2 separate regions of the Homo sapiens genome follow, and region 2 is linked to region 1. The links are chromatin contacts, found by Hi-C in ENCODE. All regions are on one chromosome and are shown on one strand. The core of a region is the stretch at or near the end of the contact, and the rest is flanking DNA. Distances in the headings are between cores, read along the strand shown.

What was found. Hi-C counts contacts between places; a loop is a spot of excess contacts on that map. Pooled maps may share reads with other maps.
Region 2: a loop to region 1 is called in a pooled map, with 13 times the contacts of the local background. The contact joins the promoter of NR2E1 here to the promoter of SOBP in region 1. A Hi-C loop is called at or near these places in 5 of 37 single-sample maps with no recorded cell type and 6 of 50 pooled maps.

What each region holds. Positions count from the first base shown.
Region 1 is chr6:107,486,959-107,492,418 of GRCh38, reverse strand. It overlaps SOBP (sine oculis binding protein homolog), which reads right to left and starts at 2,302. Exons shown (of 7, transcript NM_018013.4): 1 at 1,707-2,302. The coding sequence starts at 1,802. RefSeq lists silencers at 1,923-1,982, 2,023-2,072.
Region 2 is chr6:108,163,605-108,169,064 of GRCh38, reverse strand. NR2E1 (nuclear receptor subfamily 2 group E member 1) reads right to left here and starts at 3,043. Exons shown (of 9, transcript NM_003269.5): 1 at 2,275-3,043. The coding sequence starts at 2,299. RefSeq lists enhancers at 1-396, 1,297-2,198, 3,099-4,000, 4,902-5,460.

The DNA.
Region 1 (5,460 bases), core at 1,053-3,552:
TTAAAAGCTGCCATCCATATAGATCACATTAGGCAGCGTTTTAAAGGGCCAGAGCTCCTTGTGATTTCCTAGTGGCTTTCACCTCTCTCCCCCTTCCCCACCCCCAACCTAAAATGAAATGCAAAAGTAAACTGGAAATGCAGGACAGGAGGTAAGGGTAAGTGAGGAAGAATGGTTATTATGGACTGTTTGAATTTTGTTCCCATCAAAAAACAACAACTTCTACCGGTCTTAAAAAAAATAAAATAAAACTGTCCATCATTGGAATCAACAGTGGTTTCCACCATAAGAAACAGCATTGATTTCCAAGGCAAATCTCCCTTAACTCTCCGTTGGACTCATGCTGCACCTCATGCTTCCAGGTACTAAGTTCCTTATCCAGTAATAAAACCCCTAATTCTGATATTTAGGTTGCTTCTGACATTTCTGAGAAGTAAAGCTAAGCATATGCACCTAGGTACGCATACATATATGATATATATCCATGCGTCCCCTGCTAAGCGTGAGCTATGATAGAAAATGCTTGTTCTAATGAAGAAAGCGTCAAAGCGCAATAAATTTGACTTACTTGCACACCATTTTCATCCAGTTTGTTTTTTAAATACAAACTGAACCAAAACTGGCCAAGTAGTAGTATTAAGCCACCTGGTAGTATTAAGGATTTCATGCAGAAGATGGGGAACACCAAGAAGACCGCAAAATGCAAACCTGCTACTTTTTGATGGCTCGCAGAAAAATAAATAAATTGTTTTATATCAATAGAGACTCGTGAAATCAACACAGAATAAAACCCTCGCCCAGGCAAAAGCCGCAACTTCATGGAAAATAAGGAGGTGGGGGGCAACGAGGGGGTCCAGAGCTGAGCGGTGCTCTTGTGCAATTGCTCTAACGCGAACAGCTGGAGCGCCAGGCTGCTGCGCTCTCCACCTCTGGTGCACCGCTGGCCTGGCGGGGAGCCCAGCCTCGCCGAGAGGACTCCGGGCCGGCCTTAGCGAACAATGGACAGGCGCCCTGCAAAGGCCGCCCCTCAGACAGCTGTCCTCCAGCGGGGCTGGCCGGGGTCTGCTTGGCTGGGAAGTGAGGCAGGCAGAGGCGAGCGGGAGGCGGAGGCTGCCAGTGGTGAGGTGCGGGCGGGGGCGGGCGAGGAGAGCGGTCAGGACCGTGCCCAGACCCGCGCCTCTCGGGCCGCAGCTCGCCGGGCACTGACGGGCTCTTCACGCCGTCGCAGCTGGTTGGTTGGGGGGAAGCGGGATTGAGGAGCAGGAGGGTGAGCTGGGGGAGAGGGGTGGAATAGAGCTCTCTCCGGGGTGCCCCGGCCAGGAGGCTCCTAACTTTGGAGGGACCCTGAGGATGATTCTCAAAAAGGGGGGAGAAACTGCACCGTCCACTGGGAAAGCCTCTTCCCCTGCCCAACGCCGCTCGAGTCCCCGGTGCCCTCGCCCTGAAACGCGTCCGTGCCAACCTGGGATTCGTAAGGTTAAATAGTATGTGGTCCCCCCTCATCAAATCTGAGGTTGGCAACAATTTCGGGGATGCAGCCCTCGAGTTGGCCTCTGCTTTACACCTGGAGGAGGAGCGGAGCCGTTCTGGGCATCCTACAGAAACTGACAAGCGCGCCCCGGTACCCCCCAGATCCATACCACGGCCCACGGGGAGCGGGCGCAAGAAAGAGCTCAGTCTCCCTGGCCCCCGAGATCAAAAAATACCTTCATCTCCTCATTGATCTCCCTTTTCACTGGGTGAGCCGGCTTCCTGCTCCGTTTATTTTCGGGAGGTCTCCCTTCTTTCTCCATTTCTGCCATGTTTTTGTGTCTGGTTTCTGTGGAGATGAAATGGCTGCTGCCGCCGCCGGCGGTGGTGGTGGCGGCGGCGGCGGCGGTGGAGGTGGTGCTGATGGTGGCGAGGCTGGCGGAGGTAGCGGTGCTGGCGGGGCCGGACCGAGCCGCGAGGGGGAGGGCAGGCGCCGAGAAGCGGGGTCTCTTCTAGCGGCGGAGGACGTCAGTGGCTGTCACGGGTAAGGATAGTGCGGAGAGTCTCGGGGATGCCGCCGCCGTCGCTCCGGCTCCTGCTGCCGCCGCCGCCGCCGCCGCAGCCAACGCCGCCGCTGCTGCCGCTGCCCCTGCCGCCCTCGCTGCCGCTGCCGCTCCCGCCGCCGCCGCCGCCGGGCCGCATCCTCGGGGCCCCGTGGAGTCGTCAGCCATCTTCCGTCGCTCGGTCCGTCCGCATGGGCGCGGGGAGCAAGGGCCGGCGCGGAGAGCGGCCCCGGGCGTGCGTGCGCGGCTGTGTGTGAGCCCGGGAGAGCGCGCCAGCCCCGGCGCCCAGCGCCTCCCGCGAGCCGAGCCGGGGGCGGGCCGGGGGCCGGCGCGGGAGGAGGGGAGGGAGCGCGGCCGGGAGGGGGTCGGAGGGAGGGGAAAGGTGGGGGGGGCGAGGACAGCCCCCCGGCTCTCGAGCGGGCGTGGCTTCCACCGTCACTGGATACGCGGATGCTGCGCGGCTCCGGGGGCTGCTCGCAGCCGCCTGTTCATCCGCGGCGGGCACGGGCGGCTCGCGGCGCCCCCCGCGGCCGCCACCTCCCCGCCACACGCCAGGGGCGCCGGCGCCCGCTCGGAACCCAGCCCTGCTTCTCAGCTCCGCGAGGTGGGCTGGGTTGCGTGTGGAGTTGGTTTTTGAGCCCGTCCTAGGAGCCGCTGAGGAAAAATGAATGGGGGTGAAAGGAGAAGGTTGGGCGGCGGGAGGTCGCGAGACCTGAGGTCGCCTGGCTAGAGGGCCGCCGTCCCCCGGGGAGGGTTGACTGAGCCTGCCGCCTCGGGGGTGCAACGCTGGGGTCTCGGGGAAAGGAAACCACAGCCCGGACGAGCTTCCCCCCACTGAGCTGCCAGAATAGTTTCCCCCTCCGGGGGCCACCGCAGAGTGCGCGGAGGCTGGAGACCCCTTGGAGAGGTCCCCGCGCCCCGCCCGGCCGGTCCTCCACGCGGCGCTGCCTCGGACTGCAATGGCAATGAAGCTTTTGCCTCTCAAAGAACTACTTAGAAGTAGGACATCTCGGCCTTCAGCCCCTTCATTTCTTTTTCCCCTTGTTCCTTCTCTCTTTATCTCTCTCTCACTTATGCCCTGCTTCAAAGTAACAGCTTTACGCGTGACCCCGCCTGCACCCTTATCTGGGTGTCCTGGGTTTCGCCCAAAAGGTTGGGCTGAGTGGGAGCTTCTGGGAGCGCACGGTCCCGCGTAGGGTCCCGCTCACCCGGACCCCGAACGCCCTCGCCACGCCCCGGTGGGATCCTCCCCTCCCCGCCTGGTTGCACTTTCTCCTCCCGACTTCCCAGCTAGCGCCTGCCCTCCATGGAGCGGTGCTCGCTCCCTCTGCGCTCACAAGTCCCCTCTTTGGCCCTCTCCTGCCACGCCTGGGGCCGAGGTCTGATTGAGTCTGTCCCTGTCCCTGGGTTGAGGCATTGGGGGTGACGACTGGATGATGTTTCTGTGATACGCGCGGCTCTGAGCGCTCCCACACGTTGCAGAGGACACATTGACGTTCCCGGCTTCTCCTTCCCGCGCCTCGACACTTCATAATTACCTGACACAATGCGATATGGGGGTGTCCATTGTTCCACTGCATGTTACTGTGGAGTGTTCGTTATGACAGTGGTGGAACTTAAAATTACACAATTTTTTTAAGTTCCTAAAAGAATGAATTCCGTGTGGGGATATGAGTAAGCTTTCCATTAAATCTCAGTTTGGCCTGTCAAACGAGGCTCATTCTGGGTATTACATCGCCTAATTTGCATTTTAGCATTGTTTTGTTTCTTAAATGTCACATTAGAGATACATGGGCGTGTACGCAGGAGAGCTGAGTACCTCCACGTTGCCTATTTTGCATTTTAGCATCATTTTGTTTTTAATAAACGCCAACTTAAAAACATCTGGGAGTGCACCCAGGAGGGCTGAGTACCTCCTCCCTCCTGATTTCTTCTCTTCCCCGTCCCGGGGAGGCGAGGGGAAGCTGCACCCTGCTCCCCGTGGCTGCCTAGATCCTGGGCAAGCCAGGAGGCCAGAGCGAGCCAGGCTTTGCGCCTGCAAGGGGTCCGCGCGAGAAACACTTACGCCGAGGAAAAGTTAAAATTCCTGGGACGCCCAAGAGTCAAGAGAGGAAGACTGATGAGGTTTTAGGGGAGCTTTGCAGTACAGGCGTCCTGTATTTGCGATTTTCCCAGTAGCCTCTGAGAACCTATCTAGGTACACTCAGGTCGTGAGCCGCGAGTCCTGTGGCCGGGTCTCAGAGCCCGCAGCAGCCCACAGCGCACCTACGACGACCCAATAACGCGGAGAGGAGCCTAAAGCTGTCGCAGCAACCTCCCCCCACTCCTGGAATGATAGTGCAACATTCGCCAGTGGGTGAGTGGGTGTATTTTGCGGTGGGGAGTATCTCCCTAATGCTGTTGCTGGGAGAGGGAGAGGAAGAGAGAGACTTTTGGTTTTTTAAATTGAATTTCATCCAAAACATCTGATAAATAATATGTGGGTTGGAGAGTTGTTTTCTCTGTTTGATCCTGTTAGTCTTTAATGAGGGAAATAGTGAGAAAACTTTTTGGGGGGCTTTTTAATATTCTAAAACTGTGGAAACATATGTTGTAAACTGTACGCAAAAAGCAGCTTTTTGTCTTCTGTAAACATATTTAAGTCCCCTCTGTTTCCTTTGGTGCCAGAAGCATTACAACTGATTCACTGTTGAGCAGCTGATATCAAATAGCAAGTTATATACCCCAAGTCCTAAGATACAGTTTCACAAGTTAAGAATAAAATAAACAGAAAAGGTGAACTGTAGCCCAGAGTTATATTTAGAGGCAGCTATACTTCTTTAAAGAAAATTACTTATTCTGTGATGGTTCAGGCATTTAATAAAAATAATGATATTAAACAGCCACCTGTTCCTTCACAAACATATGTCCTTCAGAAAACTGAGGTGAGAACATTGTATTGAAATCCACAATGCACATCTTTGGTGACAGAAAGAAGGCTCATAAAGTATATCTGAGGAAAACTTTTAGTCTAGAATGAACTTCAGAAGTAATGATGATTGTTACACCTTTTAATGACCCTAGGTTTCTTCATATCTACTGTAGACGAAAACAATTATAACAACAGATGATGCTTTATGAATTTAGATATACCATGAGTTAAATAATGTTCCCTGAATAACTTCATAATCCATAAGAGTATAACTACACAGGTAGGAACAACACATTATACGCATTTCAGAGGAGCCCCACTCCTGCTCCAATGACGTATCCTTTTGCTCCCCAACCACTAGCACTCTCCTGCGTGCTTGCTTTCTCTCTCTATACCCACACATATCACCCAAGGCTCCAGACATGCAATTAATCCTCAATTTTCCCTCTACTACCCCTGCTAGTCATCAAGATGGGTACAGGACTGATCTTTCATACATTCCTCAGGTACAATTTT
Region 2 (5,460 bases), core at 1,794-4,293, 680 kb before region 1:
GAGCGAGCTCCGACGTGAGGCGAGCCGGAGTTTCCTGAAGCTGGAAAACCGTTCTTAACTTCCCTCGCCAGGGGGTCCCCTCGGGGCTTTTTGTGTGTCATAATTGCCTAAAGATATATGGCAGCTTCGATTACTGTAATTACCATCAGAGGCTGTTGAAAGAAGTTAGTCTGGGCTGCAGGGGTGACTGGCCAGGGTCTCGTTACCACCCAGGCGGGGCTCCGGGTGACATCGCTCTGCTCTCCAGCCGCGAGAAGCCGGGCAAGGCGGGGGCTGCAGCTCTGTCTGCTCGACCCAGTCCTGACCCGGCCCGCTGCGCGCCGACCTCCTAGCTGCCCCGGGCCCGAGGGACGCAAGTCTCGGGTTGGCTGCCGCCACCGGTCTGGAAAGGGCCTAAATGCAGCGGCGCCACCGGCGGGGGCCGCTGTCCTGCGGGCCTGAGAAAGCTCAGCAGCCGCGTCCCGACCTGAGCCGGGGCTGGAGGCTTCCAAGGCCTCACTCAGGCTCTTGGCAAGTTAGAACGGCCAAAGTTTCCGCAAGGAGCCCGCTGTGGTTTTTCCCCCAAAGTCCGGAGGGTTGGCCTGCCTCCTAGTCCACAGCGGGGGCGCAGCCGCAGGCGGGCAGAGCTCCCCGCTCACCCCTCCCTCGCCTCTGAGGCCTCACCTTTCAAGGGCCCCAGGGGCTCCACACCCCGAAAAGGACGAAAGAGCCCGGGGCTCCTTACTTCCAGGGGTGTAGGCGAGGGCCTGTCCCGGGGCGAGCGAGCTAGGAGGCCTGCCGAGACCCACGGGCTTCAGTTTTTGCAACGGAGGCTCAGAATGCAACAGAAACGGCCTCCTGAGCCTCCTGGGAAGGACACTCACGCCCGGGAATGCGGGCAACAAAAATCGAGGTCGCTTTACCTCCTGGAGATTCCAACAGCGAGGGCCAGGGTAGGCCCGAGCCTAAAGGGAAACCCAGTCCTGGGCCAGGGTCCGCTCTGCATTCCGGCCGCGGTGAGGGCTCCTTCTCTGCTCCCTCTGCCCCAGCTCGAAACATTTCTCCTTTTCTTTTTGTTCACGTTCATTTTGCTCTAATTTTTTAAAGGTCAGCACCCAAAGCAAAACAAAATGAAAACACAACCTCCTTCTTGGAGGGGGGTAGGAGGGCGGGAATTGCATCCCACTTAAGTGAGACTTCATTACCAGTCCTCAGAAGTATCTCCGATTCTCCCAACTTTCAAAGACTCAGGACAATGAGGGCGAGTGAAAGGGGGAGGGGGAGGGAAGGAACGCACAGAGCGCCAAAAATGCTATCTGCGAAAACAACACAAGCAGCAAGGCAACTTCGGGATATGGGGACTGCGGCGGCAACGGTAGTCCCCAGCCTCAGACCCTGGAGCCCGCAGCCGTGGGCCACTGGATGGCGGGAACTGAAATGCCCCCGGGAGATCTGAGCACCGTGACCGCGCCTGCTCAACGCTGGCTCGGGCCTGCACATTCTTGGGTTCCGCAGGCAGGGTGCAAGCAAATGCCCTCGCACACACACTTAGCCCTGCGCTCGTGAGTCTCGGGGTGGTGAGAGGTCAGCTGCGGCCTGGCGTTCGGAGAGCCGGCAGCTAAGGAAGTTCGAGGAAGGAGAGAAGCGCACGGAGGGAGCAGGCCGCGCACTCCTGCCTCTGCTGGGCTCCGGCTCGAAAAGTCCTTGGGATTAGGGATTTGGTCCTCTCTTTGCTAGAGTGGTTCGCCATACTTTAAATTCCCCAGTTATGACCTACGCGGATTTAGGATTAAGGAAAATGTGACTTTTAAATTGTTTCTGCTTCCCAGTTTGCAGGATTATTTGAAATAGCTAGAAACGGGGTGCAAAGCATTCCATTCAAAATCCGCTTTGCACAGAGTTGCTTTTGCGCGCTGGAGCTCGGAGTTTTGAGCGAGTGTGTTATTGTGCTACCGCCTGGAGCTGCGGCCCAGTTCCCGCCCCCATGGCCCCCCCATCCAGCACCTGGCGGCTAAATGGAGACAACTCATCCGACTGGTGGGCTGCGCGGGTCGTAACCTTCTCACCGCACCAGACAGGGGGGATCAAGCAATCCAGAGGCAACGAAACGGCTCTCCCCTCTCCACGAAATGCTCCAACTCACGGTCTACAGGTCTGGGCCGAACGCACACGCCCGCTGGAATCCCTCTCAGGGGCTCAGATTCGCAGCGCTCCAGGCAGGACCTCCCCCAGCCTCCCCGCTCGCTCGCCCCAGGCTGCGCGCCTAGGCCCCACGGCGGCCCGAGAGGTACCCACTTGTTGATCCGGCTGGCTTGCTCATGCTGGCTGTCCCGGGGCGGAGCGGTTGGTGGGCGCTGCCCGAGTCCCGGCCGGCAGCGCCCGCCTCGCCGCCGGGCGCCGCCGCTCTCCAGCTGCCCTCCAGCCTGCAAGGCTCCTGGGCGGGACAGGTGGGTGTCAGTCGCGCGCTGCGCTGCTCCCTGGGCGCTCAGAATTCGTCCAACAGTGGAAATTTAAGCATCCTTAAGTTTCTTCCCGGCTCTTGCAAAACCGCAGCTGCTGGGAATGCTGCTTGATATGGACACACACATGGACAGACAGATGGAGAGATGGACAGGAAGACTGAGGAAGAAGGAAGAACAGCAAGAGAGGGATGTTGAAAGACAGAGATGGAGACACGAAAATGGCCTTCCTACGGAGCGAAATCCCTCTTTTTCCCCATTCCTGTCACTCAGTCTTCGATCTCTCCCTCTACATAGGCATGCAGAGTGTGGGCAATCTCTGCCGACCGCTGGTCTCCCAAGGAAAGAAGGAAAACACTACCGCAGTCTCAGAGGCAGACGGGCTCCGCGCTGCCGGAACCCAAGCGCAGAGTGGGAAAACTAGATTGCTGGGAAATCTTCCGAGGGAAGAGGCGGCCAGGTCCGGGTTTCCGGGGAGAGCCGCGCACGCAGCGGCGAAGGGTCCCCGAAGTTCATTACCCCGTGACTTTGTGCCTGTCGCTGCGGGCTGGGTCCCCTGTAATATCTCCAGAAGCGCTCTGACAGGCAGCCGCGGGGAGGGGAATAGGGCGTCCCTGGCCCACTTAGCTTTTCCCCCAACTCCTGGCGGGGTCTGACGTCAGCCATGTGCGGGGAGGGGATGGGAAGAGGGAGGGGGTTAAATGCTAATGATATTAATGAACCTCCAAGCGGCTCCCAAAGAAAATGCAGGCGCTGTCGGAGCTTACGAGTTAGAAAGTGTGAATATGGGAGTGTGGCTCTGTGCGTGCGTGATGGTGAGGACGGTGCGGCTCGTAATAAAAATGAATTCGTATATTTCACGGCAAGAAGGAAGGGGAGGGGTGACGGGGCTTTCTCAAAACGCTTTTCCCCCTCTCTCCAGAGTGCCAGATAGATTCGCGGAAGAAATTGGGTGGCTGTGTGCTGGCGTGTGATTGTGCGCGCCGGACATGGCCATGTGAGTTGGTTCATTCTTGGTCCGGTGCCCCTTCTGTTGGGTAAAACTTGGATCTGGCCCGAGGTGAGTAATTTACTCATTTTGCACATATCTACGGAAAGTCAGGGCTGAGGATGGGGTCTTCTGGAGGTTCCGCGTTCCTTCGGCCTTCGCGCAGTGGGTTTGGGCACCAGCCGAGGGGAGGATGCCGCCAGCTTCCCCAAGCAGAGCTGGCCCATCCGACGCTGAGCGAATCTCTTGTCGCCTCCATTATCTGCACCGGGGCGGCTGGAGGGCAGAGCGTTCCCTCCCGCCGCTCGTCCTCGGCGGGCGTTGCGGGCTCCCGCTCTCCGGGCGGAGGAATAGTGAAGAGAGGCCCTCATCCCCTACCCCCTCCCCATTCCGCTTGCCTTCCCGCGATTCCTGAGCTCTCTCGCGCCTTGCTCTGTGCGCGGCGCTGGGAGAGCGCATGCCGAGGGAGCGATGATCCCCGATCTCTAAGAGATTAATTCTATTTAAGCTCTCTCGGCAGCTTGAACTTGTCGAACAAGAGCTTGCCAGTCCCTCCTCAGGGCGTGGACCCGGCCAGAGGTCAGAGGTTACACCTCCCGCCCTCCGCTCGACGTTCGCGGGGAGGGGAGCTGTGGCCGGCGCTCTGCAATTCCGCCAGCCCACCCCCCGGTCCCTCTTTCTCCAGACTCGGTGTCATCCCGGGCTTTCAATCAGAGTTCGCCTGTGCGTGCAAGTGAATGCTGGAGTCCCCCGAGCCCTGGGAGGGCGCAGCAGGTCCTCCGCCTGGGCGTCCCAGGGGGAGCGGGCTGTGCGCTCCAGTGGGCTCCGACAGCACGTGATTGCAACTTTCTGCCCAGCCTTGGCTCGGCCTCGAGCTCGGGGTCTCGCACACCACACACACCAGAGCCTGTGTCCTCCTTAGTGGGGCGCCGCGACCAAGGCTGGGGTCCCGGGGAAAGAGCAAGATGGGGGGATCTTTATCTCTCAGTTTATTCCCTCCTCCTCGGTTTTTCGAATTGGGACGAGATTGGGGGATTGTGGGACGAGGCCATAAGCGCGTAGGGGTTTATTAGGTGACAGGAGGAGAAATCAGCGTTTTTTGACAGCCAACTTGTACAGCCGCTTGTGGAGCTAGCCCGACCGGCGGCGTAGCGCTTTCTCGAACTCGGCGCCCAGAGAGGGGAGGAATTTCGGGCAGGATTTGAGAAACACAATAAGATGCCAGGCTCCGTTTGGAATCCTCAGGTTCTGGTTCACGCCAGAAATCCACTTGCTTCAGCCACCTACCACCACCACCCCCATAACGCGGACGCGATTATGGGGTTCTTTGGTTCAGGACAAAGAACTTCAAGGGTGGAACTAATTTATCTGGGGCGAAGATGAGGGCAGTGTGGGGGGTGATGACTAGACCCAGGCCTGTCTGCAGGGGAAGCATTTAGGGGTCTGTTTCGAGAAGGAGAACTACTAATTGCTTTGCCTGTGCGGGGGCTGGACGATGGCTTTCCTGGGCTCCAAACCACCTCTTCCCCTACTCTCGAACGCTCCTGCCAGGCTGGCTCATTTGTAGGCACCAAAACTTCTGGAAAATACTCCCAAGGCTCATCAAATTGTCTCAAAATCAAAATGGGTATCTTCCCTCTTTTTCCTGTCACCAGTCCCCGATCAAGCATGGTGTCAAGAAGATGCCTACGGAATACACACACACCCCATTCAGCCCTGGCGAAAGGCACAACACTGCGCGCACACACCCGCAGCATATGCATCCTGTGTTCTGTGCGCCCGGCTGTAATTATCGGCGCGCTTTGCATAAATCACAATACAGTTCTGAAATCATCGTGATGACTTTCTGGCATGACTGGTTCAGTGGTAACGGCGGCAACAAGCTCCAGGGTAGGCGGGAGGGGCTGAGGCCCCGTCGCCCACCAGGTCCCAAATAAGCCTGGAGCCTTAGTGCGGGCTGCCTTCTACTCAGGCAAAGCTGCTGCAGGCCACGGGGGACCTCGGATTTAAGGCGTAGAAACTTGGGGCTACCAT